Linked DNA regions of Homo sapiens: region 2 is linked to region 1. The links are chromatin loops, found by intact Hi-C in ENCODE. Cell type or tissue: ascending aorta. All regions are shown on one strand. Links, peaks and the distances in the headings refer to the core of each region. The heading gives the core; the rest is flanking DNA.

Region 1 (12,500 bases), core at 1-8,000:
GAATTTTTTAAATTGCCCTTTAAAGTATTAAATATTTTTTCATTTTAAACTTTTCTTTTTTTAAATGTTTGACACTGTGTTTTCAAAAACTGTGTAATTAAATTTTGCAAGTCAATTATTAGTCCTAGAGGAAAATACAGTCCTAGAGGAAAATAACATTTTGCCTGAATGACATAAAATAGAGCATTGTGTGAGCAGTTATTGTCTTAGCCACACTCATGGTTAGTGAGTCAATTAAGTCATTAAAGTTGTCAAAATAACTGAGTAGATTAGCATGCATTTGACTCTCTTCATAAATGAATTGGATTGTACTGTGCTATTCTGACTCTTTGTGAAGAGCAGACTATTAATATAGCTAGAAAAAAATGAAACTCATGGCTGTATACTACGTTGTCTCATGTTCTTAAGGCGATTCTAGGTATAAAATGTTTAGGGCTTACAGGCTAATAAATGAGCATATGAGATATGTTTATCAGCATGCATATTATCATGAATGATAAGTGGCTTCTATATACAGGTACATCAATATACTTTTTATATTTAAATATACTTAAATGATTGTGTTTAAATCTACTTAAATGTGTTCATGTTTCTTTTCTCTTGCCACATTAATCAAAACTATTTTATAAATTAAAATGATAAAATGAGAATTACAGAGCCAATACTTAGGCTAAATTTTAGGAACCCCAAATTGTTCATGTCTGTAATTGTCTCATCATAAGGGTTAGCTCTGATTATCTTACGTTCTTTAGTATAATCAGTAGTAGTTTTCTAACCACTAAGAAAATTGATTTACATACTCAGAAGAAAACTCAAAATTCCATAAATAGCCATAGTTAAGAAAAATCACTGGCTTAGGGAAATTCTTCCATGTTGCCTATACCACAAAGGCTCTGGAGCAATATAAACACATTCTGGTAATTAACACTGCAGTGAAATATATGTATATTATTACAAAGTATTTCTGTTAATGATACTGTACAATTGTGAACCAAAGGGTTTTTTTTTTAGCATATTGCATTAAGAGGTCTCTAAGTATGATGGAACTGTCATTATAAACCTCCTTACATAAAAAGACCAGCATCAGTTAGTGAGTGTTCTTGGAGCATTTTTTAACCATTAAGTGCCACAATGGGAATATATTGCAGTGCATATGTTACAAACCTGGAACTTTGTTATGGCATCCTTTAAAAAAAAAAACCCTCTCGGATGGGTGTGGTGGCTCACACCTGTAATCCCAGCCTGCCGAGGCAGGCAGAACAGCTGAGGTCGGGAGTTCGAGACCAGCCTTACCAACATGGAGAAACCCCGTGTCTACTAAAAACACACAAAAAATTAGCCGGGTGTGGTGGCGCATCCCTGTAATCCCAGCTACTCAGGAGGCTGAGGCAGGAGAATCACTTGAACCTGGGAGGCAGAGGCTGCGGTGAGCCAAGATTGTGCCATTGAACTCCAGCCTGGGTAACAAGAGCGAAACTCCTTCTAAAAAGAAAAAAAAAAAAAAATTTAGACAAGCTAAATTTAGACAAGCTAAAATGCCAAAACATCAAAGAGTAAGACTGGTTCTAAATTATCATTATGTAATTATTATTATATTTCATTAATGAAATAATGAGGTTATGAATGAAACAGTAGATATCACAATTGCATAGGATCCAAATCTGAGATATGTCACTATAACACGCACTAACAGAGACCTGTCATTATTTATCCTAGGCCTGTCTAATGTGTTTCATTGCAACTTTCCCAGGAACCTTGGACTTATCAGGGTCTTTTTACCTGCATTGTAGGACAATACTCTATAAGAGAAATGTTTTCAATGTAGAGGGAACTGAAATTCTCTTGTCCAGTTTCTGGTTCTACTGAAATGTTTAGATTGGTTTTCACTTTTAGATTGCTCATGGCAGAACAATTCAGAACCATTCAAATTGTAACCTTCTGTCCCACTGATTAGTTAAATCCAGTTACTGTGATCCCCAAAATGAAATATGTAGACTATGACTAGCTGCGGTGGTTCACGCCTGTAATCTCAGCAATATGGGAGGCCAAGGCAGGCAGATCACGAGGTCAAGAGATTGAGACCATCCTGGCCAACATGCAGAAACCTCATCTCTACTAAAAATACAAAATTTAGCTGAGTGTGGTGTTGCATGCCTGTAATACCAGCTACTCAGGAGGCTGAGACAGGAGAATGGCTTGAACCTGGGAGGCGGAGATTGCAGTGAGCTGAGATCACACCACTGCACTCCAGCCTGGTGACATAGCAAGACTCCATGTAAAAAAAAAAAGAAAGAAAGAAAAGGAAGGAAGGAAGGAAGGAAGGAAAGGAAGAAAGGGAGAAAGGGAGAAAGGGAGAATGGGAGAAGGGGAAGGAAGAAAGAAAAAGAAAGAAAGGAAGGAAGGAAGAGAAAAGGAAAGAAAGAAAGAAAGATGTAGACTAGACATCCTAATAAGTACATGGGAAACTCCTTTAGAAGGGTAGGTCACTTTCTCAATTTGTACATGTTTTGCTAAGATGTAGGGAGGGAATGGGTTGAATCAGGCTGTTTTTTTTTTCTCCTTCTTTGCTTTGGTTTGTGTTCATTTTGTCTGTAGCTTGATTATGGAAATGTGCCCTCCTTTGGACTGGGTCTGTCTGGATCTTTGGTAATAGTCCTGCTTTATTCGTGGATAACTCCAGCTTCCTTTTATTGAATCAGTCTCGTAACATCTTACGTATGACAAAGAGAAAACATTGCATGGAAAGGATTGCATTAGCAGTGAAATTCTGATGTGGTATGATAGTTATGAGATATTAAATACAATGTGTAAACTCTAGGGAAACAGTTTGTAGCACTGAAATACATGGTTTTCTCACACTTAGTGACTACATGGATGTAATATTTATCTTTTTGGAAATACTGTATTGCAAAACAGAACATGAGACATTGAGTTACACAGCGACTGCTGGCATTTGTTAATCTTTTGCAGATGACTTTCATTTCCTAAATCACTATTACTTTGAATTGAAGATTAGAAAAACTATTCTCTAGCCATTAAATCCAGAATATAAGTGCCACCATTTTAAAACTGCTTTAACTTTTGATGTTAAAAACTAACCAGCTGTATCAATATGTCTGATTTTTTTAAGAGTAGTATGGGTTCTTTATTGTGGAACCTTAAGAGAAAACATTTGTAGAGTTGAGATGCATTGGACATACAAGTCTCATTCAGTGAAAATCAACTGTTCTATTTGTTTGAGTTTTTTCCTAAAGTCATGTTTGCTTTGCACCTTCATTCTGGTTCTAACCTCTGAAAGCTTTTTTTTTTTAAACCATCAGGCAAGCTTTCATTTAGAGATAAAGTGACTGAAAATAGTAAAATATCAGCAAAGTCAGAAGTGAAGACAGATTGTCACAATGACAACCATCTACAATATTATTTTTACTGTTTGCTTTGTTAATACTTAGATAAGTTGTTTGAACTAGCATATAAATAAGCATTAAGCAGTTCAAATCACTTCTCAATTTTATAAAAAAATTCAGATATATTAGAGAATATCTTGTTAAATATGCACCTATTGATCCACTATTATTCCTTTGTTCATTGTTCATTTTTTTAATTCAGTCATCAACATCTACCTTGTTCAGTGGCACCAACTGAGGGTTAGAAATAAAACGTATGACTTTTGCCTTTGTAAAGCTCATAGTCTAATGAGGGAAACAGATGGTAAACCTGAAAAATCATTCACAAATTGTGTTAAGTGTTCAGAAAGAAACGAAAAAGCTGCCATGATTGGAAAAGAAGAACTTATCATATCTAGGGTTGTCAAGGAAAGCCTCTCCACATAGCTGGGATTTTTCCAAGAGATAAGGAACCAGCAAGGCAAAGAGTGTTTACAGCAGAAGGCACATCATAGGCAAAGATCCAACAAAAGGGGAGTGTTTGTTGTGTCCAAGGAACTGAAAGGCTCCTGCGGCTGGAGTGTAGTGGGTGAGGATGCAAGCAAGGAGCTGAGCTGGGATACCAGATGTAGGCAGGGAGGAGCGAGTCAGGGCTTTGCATGCCATGGAGAGAATCTGAATCCTAGTTTAAGTGCAGTGGCAAGCTTATTCATTGGTTTAAATTGAGAGTTAGGATTCCTTGTATTACATTTCAGTTTTTGTTCTTGAAAGGAAAAAAAAAAACAAGATTAAAAATAAAAGTGTCTTGATGGAAAACCAGTGCCTTGTATATTGCTTTTCTTCATCTAAATGAAGTAGTAACATTGCAAACTGTGGGGCAGCCTTCCTTCACCACCTAATACAGCCTCAACATGGCAGTAACAGGGCCATTCACGTCATTCTTGTGTAAGGAGCATTGGTTTTCATTAAGTCGTATGGCGCCCTCTAGTGGTGGTTGCTTTATGGTAGTCATGTTGCTGCCAGAACTGTTGGAACTGTGAAATTGAGCCTTCTAAGAGCTTGTAAAATTGTAAAGGTAACTGTAACTTTAGGCAGATGTGAGACTGCGTCATGCCTATGTTTCTTTGACATAATGACAGGCCGTTTGGTACTTTCTTCAATTGCACTGACATAATTGTTTTGACGTAGGTGTACATTCCAAGCAGAGTGGCCCTCATCCTTCAGAATGTGGATCTGCCGAATTGAAGAGGCCTGATTTCAGCTCCACCAGATGCAGATTTGTGTTTTGTTTTCTTGTTATCACTGTCACACAGCTTATAACATGTATGCTTTTCAGAATACAGTTGTCTAGCCAAGCCATCAAGTGTCTGAAATTCAATATTGGTTTATGCAAATACAGCAAACTTTTATTTAAGTAGATGGGAGAATATGTTTAAAATATTAGGAATCCTAGACCATATTTTCAAGTCATCTTAGCAGCTAGGATTCTCAAATGGAAGTGTTATATATAATATGTTAAAAACATTTTGCTTTCCTGGCTAATTATTTGATCCTTTTAAATTCAAATTTGAATCATTTGTCATGTATGATTATTTCTGTTAAATGTACACAGTATTTAAGATGGATATTTGGTGGCTCTATTTGTTCTGATATCTTTTGGTCTAAATTATGAGGTACCAAGATTGTTTCTTTGTTTCTTTTTTTCAAATTGTGTTTAGAAATACTGTAATAAATATGCAGTAGTGATATAAAGAATTATATCCAAGGTAATATAAAAGCCATTACGTATGAACTCATCCGTGTCTCATTTTGTGTTTTATTTTGTGATCTCTTGTCCACTAAGTATCTTGTTAAATGCCAGTATCTCAGTCTTTCTGAAGCCCTGAAATGGTAATTGTAGCATTTCAGAAAATGTCTTTCATTTCAATCAATAAAAAGCTTTTGTAAAATTGCCTTTGCTAATGTTTATTTTGCTATACTATTATAGGGCTTGATTATAAATGAATATTATTGTATTCTTATACCTTCTAATACCTTCTTAACTCTAATACCTTCTCCACATACATTCACATCTACATGATGGACTAGGAAGCATGGAGATTAATATTTTTTTTAGGCACAATTTTGTAACTTGAAATCACACTAACCAATTTTGATATCTAAGCTACTCCTTCGTTGTAAACCTGAACACTTTTAGAAGCTAAACTAAGTATCTCCACTCAGTAGAATACTTCTTCATGAATTTGCCCCTTGGTTAATTAAATACCAGGTCACAGGTCTAAGATAATTGATTCATAACTGAGAGATTATAATGCACTTATGGGACATAAAGTATCTGTTACTTTTTTAAAAAGAACAAATTTTTCCCTAATATTAATACTGACTGCTTGTTTTTTGTTTTTAGCCTGATTATTTGCAGTTAATTAGAAATGAGTTCTTTCATTAAAAACTCAGTAGGAGAGATAAGCAATAGAAACATTTTTACAGCCAAGCCTGTACTGTATATTAAACATCATCCTTAAACTGTTTTAAAATAAAGCCATGAGCATCTAAGTGTGAAAGGTGTTATTTACTTTAACTTCTAAACAGAATAGTAGTTTGATTTCCTGAAAGAATCAGCAGTGCCAGCTGATAATGATACATGCTGGGGAAAATTACTGAAAGTCATCTGTAATGGTTTTCCCATTGCATGGACATTATTAATATCTTAGCACTCACATGGTCTGTGTACTGTGAGAGTTATTGATTAAAACACAACGCAGAATCATGAAGCATGATATTTCATGTTGTAGTTTATAGTTCCTTAATTTTGCATGTGTTCTATATGAAGAGATATACTGTTTATTAGGTATAGTTTTTAAATTATAATAAATTATTTAACACCTGGAACACATTTACTTTTCATTTTGACCTCTGGCAAAGTGAGGAAGAACGGACTAATTATATGCCATATTTTCATTATATTGATTGATTTTGCTAATAGGTTCTTTAGATTTCACAGTCTAAAGTTAGGATTTAACAATGTAATGTAAGTTAATTGCCCCTGTCAAGTGCCCTTCTCCCCCACCCAGAAGAGCAATAAATGCATGTTGCTAGGTAGGAATTACAAAAACCCATACAAACAAATAAAATATTAAGAGTCCAAAATGGAAAGCAGTTGGGTTATATCACAGAATAGAGGACCTTTATGGAACATTCTAATATTCTAATATTTTTTACTGTAGGACTTTTCATTTATGTATCAGTAACATTCTCATTGTTATGTCATCTTCTAGGAAGTTCTTTATTGGCTAAATGTTTTCAATAATCAAAACAGAGAGTATGGCCATTTTCACGATATTGATTCTTCCTACCCATGAGCATGGAATGTTCTTCCATTTCTTTGTATCCTCTTTTATTTCATTGAGCAGTGGCTTGTAGTTCTCCTTGAAGAGGTTCTCCTTGAAGAGGTCCTTCACATCCCTTGTAAGTTGGATTCCTAGGTATTTTATTCTCTTTGAAGCAATTGTGAATGGGAGTTCACAAGGTAATTTATAGATTCAATGCCATCCCCATCAAGCTACCAATGACTTTCTTCACAGAATTGGAAAAAACTACTTTAAAGTTCATATGGAACCAAAAAAGAGCCCGCATCGCCAAGTCAATCCTAAGCCAAAAGAACAAAGCTGGAGGCATCATGCTACCTGACTTCAAACTATACTACAAGGCTACAGTAACCAAAACAGCATGGTACTGGTACCAAAACAGAGATATAGATCAATGGAACAGAACAGAGCCCTCAGAAATAATGCTGCATATCTACAACTATCTGATCTTTGACAAACCTGAGAAAAACAAGCAATGGGGAAAGGATTCCCTATTTAATAAATGGTGCTGGGAAAACTGGCTAGCCATATGTAGAAAGCTGAAACTGGATCCCTTCCTTACACCTTATACAAAAATTAATTCAAGATGGATTAAAGACTTAAACGTTAGACCTAAAACCATAAAAGCCCTAGAAGAAAACCTAGGCATTACCATTCAGGACATAGGCATGGGCAAGGACTTCTTGTCTAAAACACCAAAAGCAATGGCAACAAAAGCCAAAATTGACAAATGGGATCTAATTTAACCAAAGAGCTTCTGCACAGCAAAAGAAACTGCCATCAGAGTGAACAGGCAACCTACAAAATGGGAGAAATTTTTGCAACCTACTCATCTGACAAAGGGCTAATATCCAGAATTTACAATGAACTCAAACAAATTTACAAGAAAAAAACAACCCCATCAAAAAGTGGGCAAAGAACATGAACAGACACTTCTCAAAAGAAGACATTTATGCAGCCAAAAAAACACATGAAAAAATGCTCACCATCACTGGCCATCAGAGAAATGCAAATCAAAACCACAATGAGATACCATCTCACACCAGTTAGAAGGGCAATCATTAAAAAGGAAACAACAGGTGCTGGAGAGGATGTGGAGAAATAGGAACACTTTTACACTGTTGGTGGGACTGTAACTAGTTCAACCATTGTGAAAGTCAGTGTGGTGATTCCTCAGGGATTTAGAACTAGAAATACCATTTGACCCAGCCATCCCATTACTGGGTATATACCCAAAGGACTATAAATCATGCTGCTATAAAGACATATGCACACGTATGTTTATTGCAGCACTATTCACAATAGCAAAGACTTGGAACCAACCCAAATGTCCAACAATGATAGACTGGATTAAGAAAATGTGGCACATATACACCATGGAATACTATGCAGCCATAAAAGATGAGTTCATGTCCTTTGTAGGGACATGGATGAAATTGGAAATCATCATTCTAAGTAAACTATTGCAAGGACAAAAAACCAAACACTGCATGTTCCACTCATAGGTGGGAATTCAACAGTGAGAACACATGGACACAGGAAGGGGAACATCACACTCTGGGGACTGTTGTGGGGTGGGGGGAGGGGGGAGGGATAGCATTAGGAGATATACCTAATGCTAAATGATGAGTTAATGGGTGCAGCACACCAGCATGGCACATGTATACATATGTAACTAACCTGCACATTGTGCACATGTACCCTAAAACTTAAAGTATAATAATAATAAAATAAAATAAAATAAAAAGAGTTGCAATAATCAAGAGAATTGCAAAATTTTACTCTTGTAATGTGCCTTACAATGTTTTTTCTCTGACGTGTTTATTACCAACATCAGAAATGAATGACCTGTCTTTGTTGACTTTTTAAAAATAAATATTTTGCTGTTTCAATTTTTTATGTTCTAGAAAACATGAGTACAGATTTCTTGCTATCATTTTCTAATATTAGCAAACGAGTTCTAGTAGTTGCCCTATTATGCATAATAGGATTTACACCTAATGCTAGTGATGCATAAGGTTTTCATTTAATAAATAGCCTACTCAGAAAATACCATAGCTCATAATAGCCAAAAACTGAATTGTAAACATTTCTCCTAGAATGTTTCCCACTTTATACCACTTGAACTCTGAGGGTCAACTTTTCTCATATTCTCTTTTCTATAAATGTAATGTTTCTCACTTTGCCCTGTTCTTAGCTGACGTGTGTATCTCTAACCTAAAATGAGGGAGTTAGCCACCATGTTCCTCAAGTTCAAAAACTAACCAGTGATAATAAATTGACTTTTCTTGTAACAGCTGTAAAAGAATGCAAGTTTTTTTTTCTTTCTCTGACTGAAGCACTCCCCTTAGCAATACCAATTCAACATTTGTCACCCATCAGGGTTATAGCCATTGCTATGGGGATCATACAGGAGGTTGTCTGAATAAGAAGCCTGTTCTTCAAATAATACAGAAGAGAGTGGAAGCGAGTGCAGACAGATCGTGGGGGAAGCGATGAAAGGCCATGTGTTTCCCTCTCGCATTCAGCTTTCAGTTTCTGGAAAAGTATCTTTTCTGTCTCTGGTCGTGAAGCCATTGAATCTGGTGATGAAAGCAATGTAAAATTGCTTCCTTATTGCTTTTCCTATGTAGAATGAGCTGGAACAGACAGACCTGATAGAGTCCAAAACAGTGAATCAGCTTTCTGGCTGGCCTTGTGCCTCTCAGACTATTTCTTTTTACTATTTTGAGTCATGCCCTAAACTTGAGGTCTTCAGAGTAGTGAGTTTCATTTCCCTCTCTATTCCTTACAAGGGGACAAGCACTGAGCTAGGTAGAATATTCTGATGAAAGAAAATAGCATAGCAATGTCATGTCCTTTAAGCAGTAGAGTTCATTTATCATTCACAATGTGTTAGAATAGAAATGTAGATAAATTTTCTAACTAAAGCCAGCCTTTAGGGGGGAAAAAAATCAAATGAACTCCCTGCTAATTTTTCTGCCCTATTATCTTATTAATGGTGATTTGTAGAGAATTTCAGAGAAACGTTCATACTTCAGGGCAGAATTTCTTAATTGGTAGTGTGAGGAATTATAATACAGTAGCTGTAAGTGTTTTTGTCTCCATAAAGTGTTACATCTGGATTTTAACTCTTGGCAAAAACTGTGCAGAGAAAGCAATGTTTATGTACATTAAAAAAATGTATTTTGTGTTAGATATGCTTATGCTAACAACATGTCTTTCAGAAGCTTACTTATGACTTACAGTTTTTCTTGTCATTTCTGCTGGACCAGAGAGAGGTGTTTGGCCCTTATATATGCTGTGTAAACTGTTTTACCCAGAAACCTGAACTGTATTTTAAAAGAATAGTATGATATAGTGGTCAGGAGAGGTGGGCTCAAGTTGCAGCTCTTCATGCTCAGTGCCTCATTGCTTATGTTTCCTCTTGGAACATACGGATGTCCCAGTGAATTCCTTTCCCCTACGGTCGATGTAATGCCCCCTTAGTGTTCAGCTACTCCAGGCTTTGCACTAATATAGCCCAACCTTGTGAATGACATTTAACAATATCTCTATGGTAACCAAGAGGGCAATGTAAACTGTATACAAACTGAAATAGCCTTAGATCCCATCATAGCAACCAAGTGTTGAGGTTCTCTATTTCGTTCCCTCTTCCCCTCCTACTCGCAACCTAGGTAGACTACAGGCAGAAGGAATAATTGACAGAGGAAGCAAGAATTGCAAAAGAGAGCTCATAGGTAGAAACAGTTTGGTTCATCTTTTTTTGTTATGAAAGTCTGTACTCTCAAGAACACACATTGTTATTAATAAATGTTTATACAACTAGATGTTAATTTCTTGAAGATGGGGGAGGGATATCAACCATTGGCCTGAAATTTCAACAGCTGTCTGGTAGTAACAGTAAGGAAATACAAAACAGAAAATCGACAAAAATGCTATCACACCAAATTACTTTGCCACACAAGAATATGAATTAAATGAAGTAAGTGTTCAAATTCTTTATGCATACTTGTCTAAGGTAATACAGGAAATAGAAAGCTGTAAATGTGTGAATAAACTCATCCAACATATACATATTATAACATATGAATGTGTGAAAAAACACATATATAATTTGTAAGTCAACTGAAAACACACAAAGTTCACTAATTCTAATATTTGGCTTGAACCAGTGAATCACTTGATCTCTGTATGTGATACTTGTTCTCAATTTTAGGTATTTTTCTGGTTACATACAAGCATCAAACCCAAACACATGATTTTATTTGGATTTAAAGAATGTTCTAGATCTGTGCAATGAAATGCAATACATATGTTTCAAATCTTTAGGAATTTCTCACCTCACACTATTTAGCTATGAGTCTTCTATTTTTCCTTTAGAAAGGAAGGAGGAGGAGATGAAATAACTTTATCCCTTCTTTATTTATGTCCAATAAGGATTCTTTTTTAACTGTTTGTAGTGTCACTTTCCATCGACTCCAGTAATATACATGAAAAATACTGTGTGCAATGAAATTGCACACACACCCCAAGCCACGCTGTCAATTATTGATTACAACTGATCATATGATATTACACACATACAAACACACAGTCACTCTCTATTCCCTCTTGTTCTTTCTTATGGTAAGTGGGCATCACTCAGTGGGACTTTTCTATGTAGAAAAAGCAGTACAATACCTAATTCTTTACTGAAACCCCTATTTTTTAAAAGACATACTATATTGGCTACCATGTATTAAGCCTTTTCTTTTTACTGTGTCCTGTGCTGAGCACATTTTTATTCTCAAACTGCAAAATTATTATTATTGCACCCCTTTTGTCTAGTCTGTGCTGATCTCACTGTTCTCAGCTGTCTTTTATGCTAGTTACACAAAGGATCACCAGAAATCTCTAAATCAGGGATCAAAAGTTGGCTCTCTCTGTTGTATTATTTTGCTTGCTTGCCTTTAATTGAATCTGAATGTCTATGTTGGAGGACAGGGTGGCACTTGAAGCCACTTGGGAGGATGGGATGCCCCACTTTGCTGTAAGATATGAGGCATGAGTTTGGAGGACTGCCCCAAAGAGTGAGAGCTCATGCCAGGGGTGATCCTCTATCTGCATTTATTTCGCCATTTTTGGCCCCTGCTCTCGCACTCTCCCTCATTTCCTTGTTGGGTATTTTGCCTCATGATGACTGTATACTGTCGTTTGACTCCTCAGCAAGTCATTATCATTTTCTTTATTGTCTCTGCCATAAGGAGAACTAGGAATTATTGTTTATATTTCTCCTTTATCCTCATCATTTCTTAAAAAGTTTTTGAGCATGATGCTTCTATCTTATCTTTATTTCTCAACTTAAAGTCCCCATTCCACTCATTTAAAAAGAAACAAAATTATAAGTCAGACACCAAAAGGCAAATAGTACTACATGTTCTCACTTATATGTGGGATCTAAAAAGGTTGAACTCATAGAAGCAGAGTAAAATGGTAGTTTCTGGGGACTGGGGCAATGGTTGCGGGGCGGGGAGAAGTTGGTCAAAGTGTACAAAGTTTCAGTTAGAAGGAATAAGTTTTGGAGATCTGTTGTATAGCATAGTAACTATAGTTAATATCAAGTTATTATATACTTGAAAATTGCTAAAACAGTAGATCTTAAATGTCCTCACCACAAGAAAATGGTAAGTTTGTGAGATGAGGGATATGTTAATTTGCTTGATTTAATCATCTCACAATGTATACATGTATCAAAACATCGCATTGCACA
Region 2 (12,526 bases), core at 513-8,512, 48 kb after region 1:
AAATTAAAGGAACTTTAAACTGCATCTACAGCGAGATATGGCAAAGGCTATTCTATTAATAACATCCTCTCAGCCTTATCATGGGTATCTCTATCATACCAAAGTCACCTGGTTATTACAGCTTACCAGTGGGATATTCCGTACAATCTGTGACATTATGTACTGTCTTCAAAATGTGTGCTTGTGGCTGGATTTCACCATTAATTCTTAAAATTTAATTTCTACATGGACTCATGTTTTCAAAGCTATCACATAAGTAGTTTAAACTACAGCATTCCCTAGCAACCCGCCTACACAACTGACTTATTAGATGTGTTCTATGAAATTGTATGGGAGGAGATTTCTTGAGAAGCCTTTTTTTTTTCCTCTATTTTGTTTTTAGTCACTGAGAACTGATATCTTTTCCCACTGATAAATGGCCTAATAATTAATGATTATCGGTGTGAATTTTGGACTAAGATATTTACAGATACTGTGGAAGTTTTATTCATCCATGCTTAAACAGACTATTTTAATAAGGGACACCCCCGTGTTTTACTAAGAAGTTTGTTTTTTTTGAATCTGGTTCTAATATTCTTCTAACTTATTGCTTAATCATTTGCATTTTTGAAATTAAGAATTCTTTTATGTGTCCTGATTATCAGGATTCTTTGTCAAAGAAAAGTGTGATAATATATTGACCAAAGTGGAATTCTATAGTTGTCATATTTATATTAAGTACTATTCATACGTTTTCATTAATCACCATGACAACCTTGCAAATGTATCTATTTTGTGGAACAAAAATGTGAATCAGAGAGTAGAACTTGCTCAACTCACACTACCAATCACAAGCAACATTGCAATTCTAACTCAGTAATCCTAATTTCAAAGCCCAGTCTTGACCTTTATCTTGTACCCCAATGCTGTGTATATATTGTACATACACAGTTTCTGGCACAGACTTAGTCTCAAAAATTATTTGTTGAAAGATTAATGAATAGTAAGTATTTGATAAATCAATATAGGTATACATCTATTACATTATTTCATTGTATGTTATATTTTTATATTTTCATAAAAACAAAGGCAAATTGCCAGACCTCATACATGCTCATCTTACTGGGGGAAGAGTTCTTCAGAGAAGATTCACAAAGTAATAGAAGCAGCAGATGTGGGCTTTGGTGTGGTCCATTGCACTTTGGCTAGGACAGATATCTGACTTGGGAGAGAGATCTCAGCTCTTAACGCTGTGTGATTTTTAAGTTGCATGATTAAGAAGCACTGATCCTCTCTCTGTCATGGTCAGGAGTCTGACCCTTATGGCTACAGCTATTCGGTCTATTAACTAATGGCATGACCTACCACTTCTGCTGCCTTAGTTTAGTTTAGCTTTTTTTTTTTTTTTTTTTTTGCGACGGAGTCTCGCTCTGTCCCCCATGCTGGAGTGCAGTGGTGCGATCTCGGCTTACTGCAAGCTCCGCCTCCCGGGTTCACGCCATTCTCCTGCCTCAGCCTCCCAAGTAGCTGGGACTACAGGTGCCTGCCACCACGCCCAGCTAATTTTTTGTATTTTTAGTAGAGCGGGGTCTCACTGTGTTAGCCAGGATGGTCTTGATCTCCTGACCTCGTGATCCGCCCGCCTTGGTCTCCCAAAGTGTTGGGATTACAAGAGTGAGCCACCGCGCCCGGCCTAGTTTAGTTTTAAGATGCATGATTAAGAAGCACTGATCCTCTCCCTGTCATGGTCAGGAGTCTGACCCTTATGGCTACAGCTATTTGGTGTATTAACTAATGGCGTGACCTACCACTTCTACCGCCTTAGTTTAGGGAGCACTAGGTCCTCTCCTAACTTAATCATGGACTAGAGTCCATCTGCGGTGCCACCCCCAATGAGATCCCATAGATAGGCAATCTATCTTGATGTGGCAGATAGGCGATCTATTCACCACTCCAGCATTCTGCCAACATTATTTGCCTTAAGGACTTGTATATTGTAAGTTTCATGAAAACTTGCAGAGAATGTTTGAATAAGTGTATGTACATTATTGTGTAATTATTTTATTTTACATGTGTTCATAAAAGTTGCTGTTGCTAACATATCTCCTGGATAGAATATGTTTAATGCTTCTTTTAGTTCATTTTACTTTTTTGTTTTCTTCTCTTTGGGGGAAAATATGTAAGATTTCAAAGAAAAAAGATGATTCATAAAGTAGAATAGCAATGATAATGATTATAATGATAAGACTGAATAAGTTTTGGAATTATCTTTACTTAATACTTCTTTTGCCAAGCAAGGCCTGATTTGCTAAGGATAATGGATAGAACAGTCACCTACCTGGTAGGATATAAGAGAATCAAGGAAACTTCTTTGTTCCTCAAACGTTCCCTTTTCTATTGACTACGTTTTGCAAAATCCTAAAGTAAAAGATTGCTCTGTTTAATTAAAGGCTTAAAATGACAGTTCTCCTGGGAGACCTTACAGTGAGCAACTGTCAATCCCTTTTGTGCAGAAGAATTTCTGAAAAGTTAATAAGAAAAGGAATTTAGAGGGGGCCACTGGCAAGGAAAGCCTCTATAAAGTTACTGCATAATAGAATAAGATGGTGAGGGCAGCCATTCAATGGAAAAATGTCATTGATGTCATTAAGGACACTTTGCCTCTTCAAAGATTTTTCTATTCGGAATGCTGCCCTAACCTATGACTTATTGAGTGGCAGTCGCTTATTCTATTTTTAACATTTACTCTACATATGTTCAACATCTGGATAATTATCAGAAAAATCAATCTGACATCCAATATATCTGGACATTTGGAAATAAATGGCTAACAGCTACTGTTTTTTTTAAACCTTTTTGCAGACTGGAAAAAAATCATAATGTCAAATGATATTCCAAGATCACCCTGAGCAATTTAAATTAATCTATTTCAGAAAAGAGTAAACATTGAAATGATAAAATGAATAGCTTTTTCTCTCAACTGAATATCATAGATGAAATTATGGAGCCACCTCACTCAGCTAAATTAGATATGATTTTAGTACTACTGTGTACCCCAGGGGAATATGAAGGCAGCATATGAATTGATTTATATTCTATTGTTTTCATTCAATGGAGTCAAGAAGTAAGTAAGCACTGTGATAAACATGTATATATTGTGCTGCACAACATTTAGCCTTTTCTTACTTGGTCTTAGGCTGCCTTCTCTCTCTCTCTTTTTTTTTTTTTAGTACAAGTGTGTTTATCATTTGCTTGGATGTAACAAAACTCATTCACAATTATCTAGTCAGTGCCCGGAGCAATCTTGGTGGATCCCATAAAATCCAAGGACAAGAAGGGCAGCCAGGCCCTGTGAGGGACTGAAATTGAGAGCACCCAAACAAGGCAATCAAGGCAACCCAGAAACCAACACAATCAAATTATCGCGATCTCTCCCTGCCTCTCTTGGTTCCACATGACTTTTAATCCTACTTTCCTCAGCACTTGACTCTTCTGCAGTTGAGCTTTCACTGCTTGCCTAACAACAAAGCTGATAGGTAACCATGGTTGTTCCAGTCCTATTTTACAAGTTATTTAGAGTCCAGCACTTGGAATCTGTTGGAATTTAAAATTCTTGAGAGAGTGAATCTGACTGGTCTAATCTAGGTCAGGGTTTCATGCATTTGTAATCTCATCCCCTCAACATGACGAGTCAATTTTTGAATTATCAAGGGATTTTCCAAGTTGCCTCATGTTCAGACCTGTCCAAATATTCTGAAGTAAAAAAATATTTGAATTGCTATGTGATTCATTGTGGTTATATTTAGTTGGGAGAAAAAGTTATTCATTATATCATTTCAATGTTTACTCTTTTCTGAAATATTTTCTTCCAAGCCAACAGTAACAATTCTGATAATGTTAGGACCATTGGTATCTGTCCATATTTACAGGTATATATTGCGATTTCCTCAAAATAAACAACCACTGCCTGGCTTTTAAAAGTTATGTTTAAGTGACTTATTTTAGTGCCCAGCATATGAAATCATGAGTAAAACCTCAAAATTAAATCTCAAATATGTTTTGTGGCACCAATTTGCTCCATTCTAATATTTCTACCAGATTCAGTCACGCCTCTTCAGTGTAAGAAAGGAATATTTAAAAAACAAACAAATTCCTATTTATAAGTTAAGATCGAGTCCAGTTATTACTGTGAAGCACATTCACTGTGCACTGGTTACCAAGCGGTCAGAGTCTGGTGAGACAGAACAGTCACATACAAGTTACTTGAAGTGGGTTTATTACTTAGAGATAGGCAGCAAAGATGACAGAAAACTAAGATTCAAAAGCCACTCCCCAAGGTTCAAGAAAGCTGTCTAGTGCAGATGGAGTCTGATCTGCACGTGCCCCACTTGCACCGCAGCCAAGGGACCCAGGAAAGCAGCCCACCCTGGGTTTTATGTCCTGGGCCGCAGGGCTCATTGAGCTATAAAGCCTGAAGGACATCCTGTTTCTAGTAGGGGAGACTGGAACGGAACCAGGGCTTGCCAATCCCTGTCTGTCTCATGATATTACATTCACAACACATTCTACAGATACTCCTGAGAACTATAAGTGAGAAAGGAGGGAGAACTGGGGCAGTCCAAGGCCACCTGGGGAACTGTCTTTTATCCCTCACAATTTCCCCTATGCAGCCCCCTTGCACAACTAAAAAGACCCTCCCCGCTGCTCTATAACATAAGAAACATGCCACAGCTGGCATTGTTTTTTGTAAATGTTTAATTTTCTTTCATGAATTAGGCAACCAGGTTTGATAGGGCAAAAATTTGCCCGGTTAAGTCTGTATTCTCAGAGCCTACTTAGCTCAGTGATGAGTATATGGTAGGCACACAGTAAAAGTCAACAATCAGTTAAAAATAGCTAAGCATAGCACGACAATTATAGTATTATGGTATTACAATTCTCCGTGGCTAAATGAAGGTTATCCTGTTCTTAGTTACAGATTTATCCAGAAATGACGGTTTATCTCAGACTTAGCCTTTGCTATACATGTTTCTTTTCACATACTTTGGAGGACTCCAAGGAAAGTGTAGTATTTATATAAAACAGTACGAAGAACACTCGTTTTATAAATGAGAACTGTGGCTGGGTAGGGTGGCTGACGTCTGTCATCCCTGCACTTTGAGAGGCTGAGGCGGGTGGATCGCTTGAGCTCAGGAGTTCGATACCAGCCTAGGCAACATGGTGAGACCCCCGTCACTACTAAAAAACAAAACAAAACAAAACAAAACAAAACAAAACAAAACAAAACACAAAAAAAGGCCAGGCATGGTGGTGCATGCCTGTGATCCCAGCTACTTGGGAGGCTGAGGTAGGAGGATCACATGAGCCCAGGAGGGCAGAGGTTGCCGTGAGCCAAGATTGTGCCACTGCACTCCAGCCTGGGTGACAAAGCCGGACACTGTCTCAAATAAATAAATAACTGTGTGAAACTTTGTGCAACAAGTGTGATATCGACATGTGGCATATAGATCAGTCTATTATCATCTTTAGAGTAAGGGGAAGAGTTAATTACTTGGTTTTAAATATATTAGCACAAAAATCACATAGTTTTTGACCCAAGCGCCTTATGAAAACCTGTGTTATATTTTTAGAAATCACCTTATACATTTCTTAAATTATAGTGACAGGACAAAATATTTTAATGGAGAGGGAGTATATAAAGAAAACAGGGCTGGGCGCAGTGGCTCACGCCTGTAGTCCCAGCACTTTGGGAGGCTGAGGTTGGAGGATCATGAGGTCAGGAGATCGAGACCATCCCAGCTAACATGGTGAAACCCAGTCTCTACTAAAAAATACAAAAAATTAGCCGGGCGTGGTGGCGGGTGCCTGTAGTCCCAGCTACTCGGGAGGCTGAGGCAGGAGAATGGCGTGAACCCAGGAGGTGGAGCTTGCAGTGAGCCGAGATCTCACCACTGTGCTCCAGCCTGGGCGACAGAGTGAGACTCCGTCAAAAAAAAAAAAAAGAAAGAAAAGAAAAGAAAACTGAAGTATAACAGTGTCACATTTTAAGTTACAAACTTGGTAATTAAATATATTGCAGCCTATTATAGTTTAACAACAATTTCTTTCTGCCTTTCTCAATATCTCTGTGCTAAATACCTGGACTTGAGACTTTGTCTCTGCTATACCTGAGACTGGCTAATTTATAAAGAAAAGAAATTTATTTGGGTCATGGTTCTGCAAGCTGTACAGGAAGCATGGTGCCAGCATCTGCTCCTGGTGAAGGCCTCAGGAAGCTTACAATCATGGTGCAAGGTGAAGGCGAGCCAGCCAGTCACATGACGAGAAGCAGCAAGAGAGAAAGGGAGGAGGTGCCAAGCTCTTTTAAACAACCATCTCTCCTGGGGTCTAACATAGAAAGAACTCACTCAGTACCACGTCGATGGTGCCAAGCCATTCATGAGAGATTCACCCTCATGATCCAACACCTCCCACTAGGCCCCACCTGCAACATTTGGAAATCACATCTCAACATGAAATTTAGAGGGAACACATATCCAAATCATATCACTCTCCATTCTCTTTTACTTCTGTCTCTGGGTGATGTTTGGGCACCATGAGAACATACATAATGTTATGTTGTCCTTATCTATTGGCTTCTGGGTACCTCCAGTTGAGATGTCATCAATCTTGCCTACTTTCAGGCCTTGGCTTCTGTCCTTGTTACGTCTTCTGTGTAGTGTATAAATGTCCTTTGTCTGTGCAAGAAAATCTCCTTCTGTTACCCAGGACACACACTTCCGTTATTGCCAGGATTCATGACACTGGGATATCAAAGTGTCTGACTTTGAGCTAGCTACCAAACACCCAATGAGTGTCATGTAAAAACTTTTGAATTTCTTTCACGTTTTCCCTGGCTGTGGAGCATGAGAGGTCACCATGTCAGGATCTGTTCTCTGCCAAATCACATCATGTCATCATTAATACTTTGTGGCAGCTACCTTATGTTGTCAAGCTGCTTCTCCAAGGGTTTTTGAAATTGTATAAACTTTAACATGAAAATAAGGAATAAACTCTCCTCCATTTATAAAGGTATTTCTAACAACCTCTCCTCGAATTTTGATTTCAAGGATGAAACACTACTTGCTACCTTTCAATTCCTCTTTCTCCAGGTCCTTTTCTCCTCCAGGACTGGAAGGCCCTTTGCATATGGAAGTATGCTGGTTGACCTTATGCCATGAACTGTTGTGTTCCCCCTAAAATTCATATGTTAAAGCCTTAACCCCCAGTTTAATGGTATTTGGAAATGGGGCTTTGAGAAGATGAATACGTTTATTTACAGTCACGAAAGTGGGGTGCTCAGGAGGAACTCAGTGCCCTTATAAGGAGAGACACCAGGAAGTTTTCTCTCTCTCACTCTCTCTTTGCCATGGGAGGACACAGTGAGAAGGAGGCCACCTGCAAGCGAGGATGAGGGCTCTCACAACCAGACCATGTTGGCACACTGATCTGACTCCAGACTCCAGAACTGTGAAAAAGAAAAATATCTGTTGTTTAAACCACCTCCTTTATGGTATTTTGTTATGGCAGTCTCAGCTGAGTAAGAAACATTATATTCTCTTTTCCTGCTATATGGCTTAATCTTAATTGACCAATGCAATTTACCAAGAAGGCAAAATATATTGGCGCTATTGAAAAAGCATCGTTGATGTTATGGACAAAAGAACACAAAGAAGACCGCAAATTCAGAGGTCAAATAATGAGAAATCAAGCACATTATTTTTCAAACTATTGCTTACACCCCACTATTGGACTGAGAAAACAGTTAAGCAGATCATAACCAGTCCTTTTCTTAATTATTTAGAATATAATAAAACAGAGTAGAAAATATTAGAGGTTGCTTGTGGCATTTTTTATTATTTAGTTGTGGATGAGAATGTTTGCTCCACATGGGTATACCAGTTAATAATATAAAATACTTTTCTTCCTGAGACATGAGCTATTAGAGTTACAACTGGCACACTCAAAGAGATGAAGATATATGTAAATCCCCTCATTCTAAATATCTGTTGCCCTCAATAAAGAAACTCTGGCAACAATGCCTTCTGAAAGATGATAACCTTGGAAATCAGTGTGGGATTCTGTGCTCCTAGTTTGTCCCCCTCTCCAGCATACACACTTTGGGTTTATTTGTGTTGAGTTTCAAAATTAATGGTGACACCTCCATAAGCACCTTTTTTTTTTTTTTTTGTTCTTTGATACTTTACAGATTTCCTTCAACTTTACCCGCACTCATTCTGATCTTGTTCTAACTCTTTTACTATCCATCAGACAAGTCCATTTAGCTTCTCTGAGTAAACATTTTCTTTATTTGGAAAATAAGGGAGTTGGCCTTGCTTTTATTTAAAGTCCATTCCAGCCCCCCAAATGCTCTAATTCTTTGCCTTTGCTTTTATATGAAAGGATTGTATCTAAGACAGTGTTTCTCAGCTGGGGATTTTATGACCAGCCACTCAGGATCTAATTTATTATCAGGGAAAATAAAACTTTAAAGTGTCTTTCCATAAAATCGTTTGTTTGTTGTCTTAGTCTGGGTAACCCAGGGACATTTTTCTGAATGAGTGGCTTATGCAAAGGCTCAGAAACTTCCAGTTGTTTAGCATAATGGGAGCATATTGTGTTGAATGTGGAGATATAAGATAAGATAAGAGATAGAAGAAGGAGTGGATCATGAGCAGGATTGTAATCTAAATTGAGATTTTTTTTTTTGAGATGGAGTTTCACTCTTGTTGCCCAGGCTAGAGTGCAATGGTACGGTCTCGGCTCACTACAACCTCCGCCTCCCAGGTTCAAGTGATTCTCCTGCCTCAGCCTCCCAAATAGCTGGTATTACAGGCATGCGCCACCATGCCTGGCTAATTTTGTATTTTTAGTAGAGACTAAATAATTTTGTATTTTTAGGGGTTTCACTGTGTTAGCCAGGATGGTCTCGATCTCTTGACCTCAAGTGATCCACCTGCCTCAGCCTCCCAAAGTGCTGGGATTACAGGCGTGAGCCACCACACCAGGCGTTAAATTGAGAATTTTGAACTTTATCCAGAGATCTATTTGTGTGGGTCATGGGCACATTTGTAGTAGAAGAGGATAAAAGGAATGCATTAAAAGGAAGAAAGAAAATCAGATTATTGTTTTAGAGACATTGCCAAAGTACAGAATAGATTAGTGGTAACAAATACCTGGATCTAGTTAGGAAGGCTTGAATGTTATCTAAGTGATGAATGTTATTTGTCTGCACTAGGGTTTAAATGGACAGTTAGAAAGAAGAGATGTAGAAACATTGGAGAGAGATTTTCTAGGTAGAATCAACAGAAATTGATATTGGGTGAGGTTTGGAGAATAAGGGGAAAGAAGAGGTGGGTAATGACTTTGGCATCTGGTTTGTGTAACTAGGTAACTAGAGATGAACTGGCCATCTTCTGACAGTATGTCAAGAAATGGTGGAATAGGAAGTAGGAAGAAAATTGAAAAGGTATTAGTGTGAAGAGCAGGAGAGAAATCTACCTGGACAGGGACTCTGGTATCACCCATGTGGGGCTCATTTTGATCAGCACATTATGAATTTGTACTCATTTCTGTAGCAGCATTCCACAGCCAGTAGAAGCTGAGAAGTTTATCAGCCTAGGATTGGGAAGAATACAAAATATAGACACAAGTTTGGATGGCTTTCTACAAATGCTGATCAGCCATTAAAATATTAGATAAATGTTTTAATCAGATTGATTTGGGTCTCGTTGCACCCACAGGATCAAAACCTAGAAGGGGGAGAATGGAAATAGGATTGGACAGAGAGAATTGTTGAAATGCCAAACAATGATAACAAATGGCTCAGCCAGTCTCAGTGGGAGATCTGGAGCTGAGATAGTCCTTTCGCTTTATCCCTTTGAGGCAAGGAGGCCTGGCTTATGTACCCACAGTGGATCTGAGCTGCGCCAGATGGGAAGTGTCACCTTGGATGAGCAGCTCTCTTCAGCTTAAGACCCTGGTTTCCAAAGTGAGCTTCCCAGAATAGTAGCATTGGCATCACCTTGGTGCTTGTTAGAAAGGCAGAATATTGGGCTCCACCCCAGATTTACTAAATCAGAAGTCTGGGGGTACAGCCATCTGAGCTTTAAGCTCACCCAATACACCTCAAATTTTGGAGCCTTGGCTTCAAGAAATTTTGAGGCAGACTCAGTTGAAAGTTGCCAGCAGTAATTCAGCAACTGGGAAATGAGACTCTCATTCCTGCAGGAGAAAAATGAGGGTCACACCATTGCCTCATCAATAGGTAAAGTCAGAAAGTCTAGGCAAGAGGCAATGCCTTCTATTTTGAGTTAGAAATATTGAGAGCAGTTTTAGTTGGAAGGACATAGAGGAAAAACTAAAGTATTTGAATATTTATTACGAAAATGTACTATGAAGCTTCTTTTACATTTATTGCATTTTCTTTATATCAACTATTCACCTTATATATAAAATTAAGTATTTTTAATATCAACAATTCCTGTGAAGCCAACTAGGATTACAACAAATACTTACAGATAAGGAGTTTTATGTCGTGATTAAGCAATAGAATATTTTATTAGTTCAAATAGTTAACTGTAACTCACGATATGTTTTTCCCCCTTTATTATGTACAAGCTGGTAATCATTTAAAAAGGAGCTCTTGAAAGTGAGTTAAGTTCCATTATATAGAAATATTAATCTGAAGCAAATATATCTTTCCTTGGCTATTTAGCATAAAAGTTAAATTTTTGTTATAATAAAATACCTAATAATTCATTAAAACACTCATAAGATTGTATAAAACCTTATTTTAAACCCACATTCAATCAATTCTTTTCCAAGGCCATTGGTTATATATACATTTTATTGCTGAGCTTCTGTATCTTAAATTCCTGTAACACCAACCTTGACTAGAGAAATATTCATTGCCAATGAACAATTTATTAAATGCACAGAACAATTTGGTAGTTCAGTTCATCGAAATCTAGATGCTGTAAGGTGGACATTTTTAAATTTTCTCACCGCTCAAGGCTGGTAGAAAATTGCAATTCATCTTGAAAGGGGATAAAATATTTACTTTTGCAAAAGCCAGTGAGGTTTCTACACCACTTGAAATAGAATAAATGCTTCCTGGAAAATAGAAACATATAAAAATACAACAGATTTAAAGACCCCTGGAGAAGGAGATTCAGATATTTGGTTTAGTTGCTACCAAAGGATAACTAGTAGCTCTTTAGAAAAAAAGTAAGATGTAAATCTCTCAATAAAGCCAATATAAAACAAGTTAAAATATGGAGAAAACACCACACGGGCAGAGAACATTACAATGCAGAAATATATGTTCCAATTTGCGTGTGTTATTTGCTTTCTAGTTTCTAAATGACCCAATATCGCAAGTGGGTTGCAAGCTCAGCACCCTGGAGCTGGGTAAGCCATTTGTTCCTTGTTGGTAATGTGTTCATGCTCTTTCTGGCTCCTTATTATTCACCATATTACTGTTATGGAGAAGGGCAATGACAGAAGACAGCAAACTGGACAGGGAGTTTGTGAGCTTGTGGCTTCCTAGAAAGAGAAGCTGAACTTAGCAGTCTCAATTGCTTTTGATTAGCAGTGGTACTTCTGAGATATCCTAAGGGCCCAAAGCAGTGGTTATGGCATTCTGTTGTGGGTGAAAGTATATATTAACAATTTCAATCTAGTTAATCCTTTTATACTAGATTAATGGGATTTTTTAAATTGAAAACTCTACTAAAATTATATTTTTGGTGTGTGTATCCTATTCATATTACCTAAATATATTAACTGTGAATAGGAATTTAAAAATATTTTATTAATTGACAAATAAAAACTGTATGTATTTATTGTGTACAACGTGATGTTTTGAAATATGTATACATTGTTGAATGGCTCACTCTAGTCATTAACATATGCATTACATCACAAATGTCATTTTTTTAATGGTGAGAATAGAAAAATACAATTTTCGAAATGCAATATGTTGTTATTAACTATAGTCACCATGTTTTACAGTGGATCTCTTGAACTTTTTCTTCCTATCTAACCAAAATTGTCCTCAGATCAAAATCTTCCAAGCCCCTACACCTCCACACCAGCCCCTGGTAACCACCATTCTATGAGTTTAACGTTTTGAAATTTCACACATAAGTGAAGAAATTCAGTAATTGTTTTTCTGTGCCTGGTTTATTTCACTTAATCCCCAGGATCATCCATGTTGCCAAAAATGACAAGATTTCCTTCTTTTTAAGATTGAAGAGTATTCCATTATATTTATATATCACATTTTCTTTATTCATTCATCCATTGATGGACACTTAGGTAGATTCCTTATCTTTGTGATTATAAATAATGTTGCAATAAACCTAGAAATGCAGGTATCTCTTCAACATGCTGATTTCATTTCTTTTGATATATACCCAGTAGTGGATTTGCTGGATCATACTATAGCTCTATTTTTAATTTCTTGAGGGACTTCCTTACTGTTTTCCATAATGACCGTACAAAT

Evidence for each region. Peaks named below come from ENCODE experiments on the same cell type or tissue, not always from the same donor. Only the 100,000 strongest peaks of a DNase experiment are listed, where the experiment ranks them.
Region 2: a loop joins it to region 1, with 2.2 times the contacts of the local background. A loop is called at or near these places in 2 of 110 quality-filtered maps.

What each region holds. Positions count from the first base shown.
Region 1 is chr3:81,482,535-81,495,034 of GRCh38, reverse strand. GBE1 (1,4-alpha-glucan branching enzyme 1) reads left to right here. Exons shown (of 16, transcript NM_000158.4): 16 at 4,572-5,332. The coding sequence ends at 4,628. Among named protein-coding and RNA genes, the nearest start is that of GBE1, 270 kb to the left of the region's middle. RefSeq lists a silencer at 4,242-4,291. In ascending aorta, for the core only: a CTCF peak has its summit at 4,383 (motif pointing left); a DNase peak (open chromatin) is centred at 4,344; H3K27ac peaks cover 3,159 bases.
Region 2 is chr3:81,435,265-81,447,790 of GRCh38, reverse strand. No RefSeq gene overlaps it. Among named protein-coding and RNA genes, the nearest start is that of GBE1, 320 kb to the left of the region's middle. In ascending aorta, for the core only: no CTCF peak of the experiment used is centred there; no DNase peak of the experiment used is centred there; H3K27ac peaks cover 2,586 bases.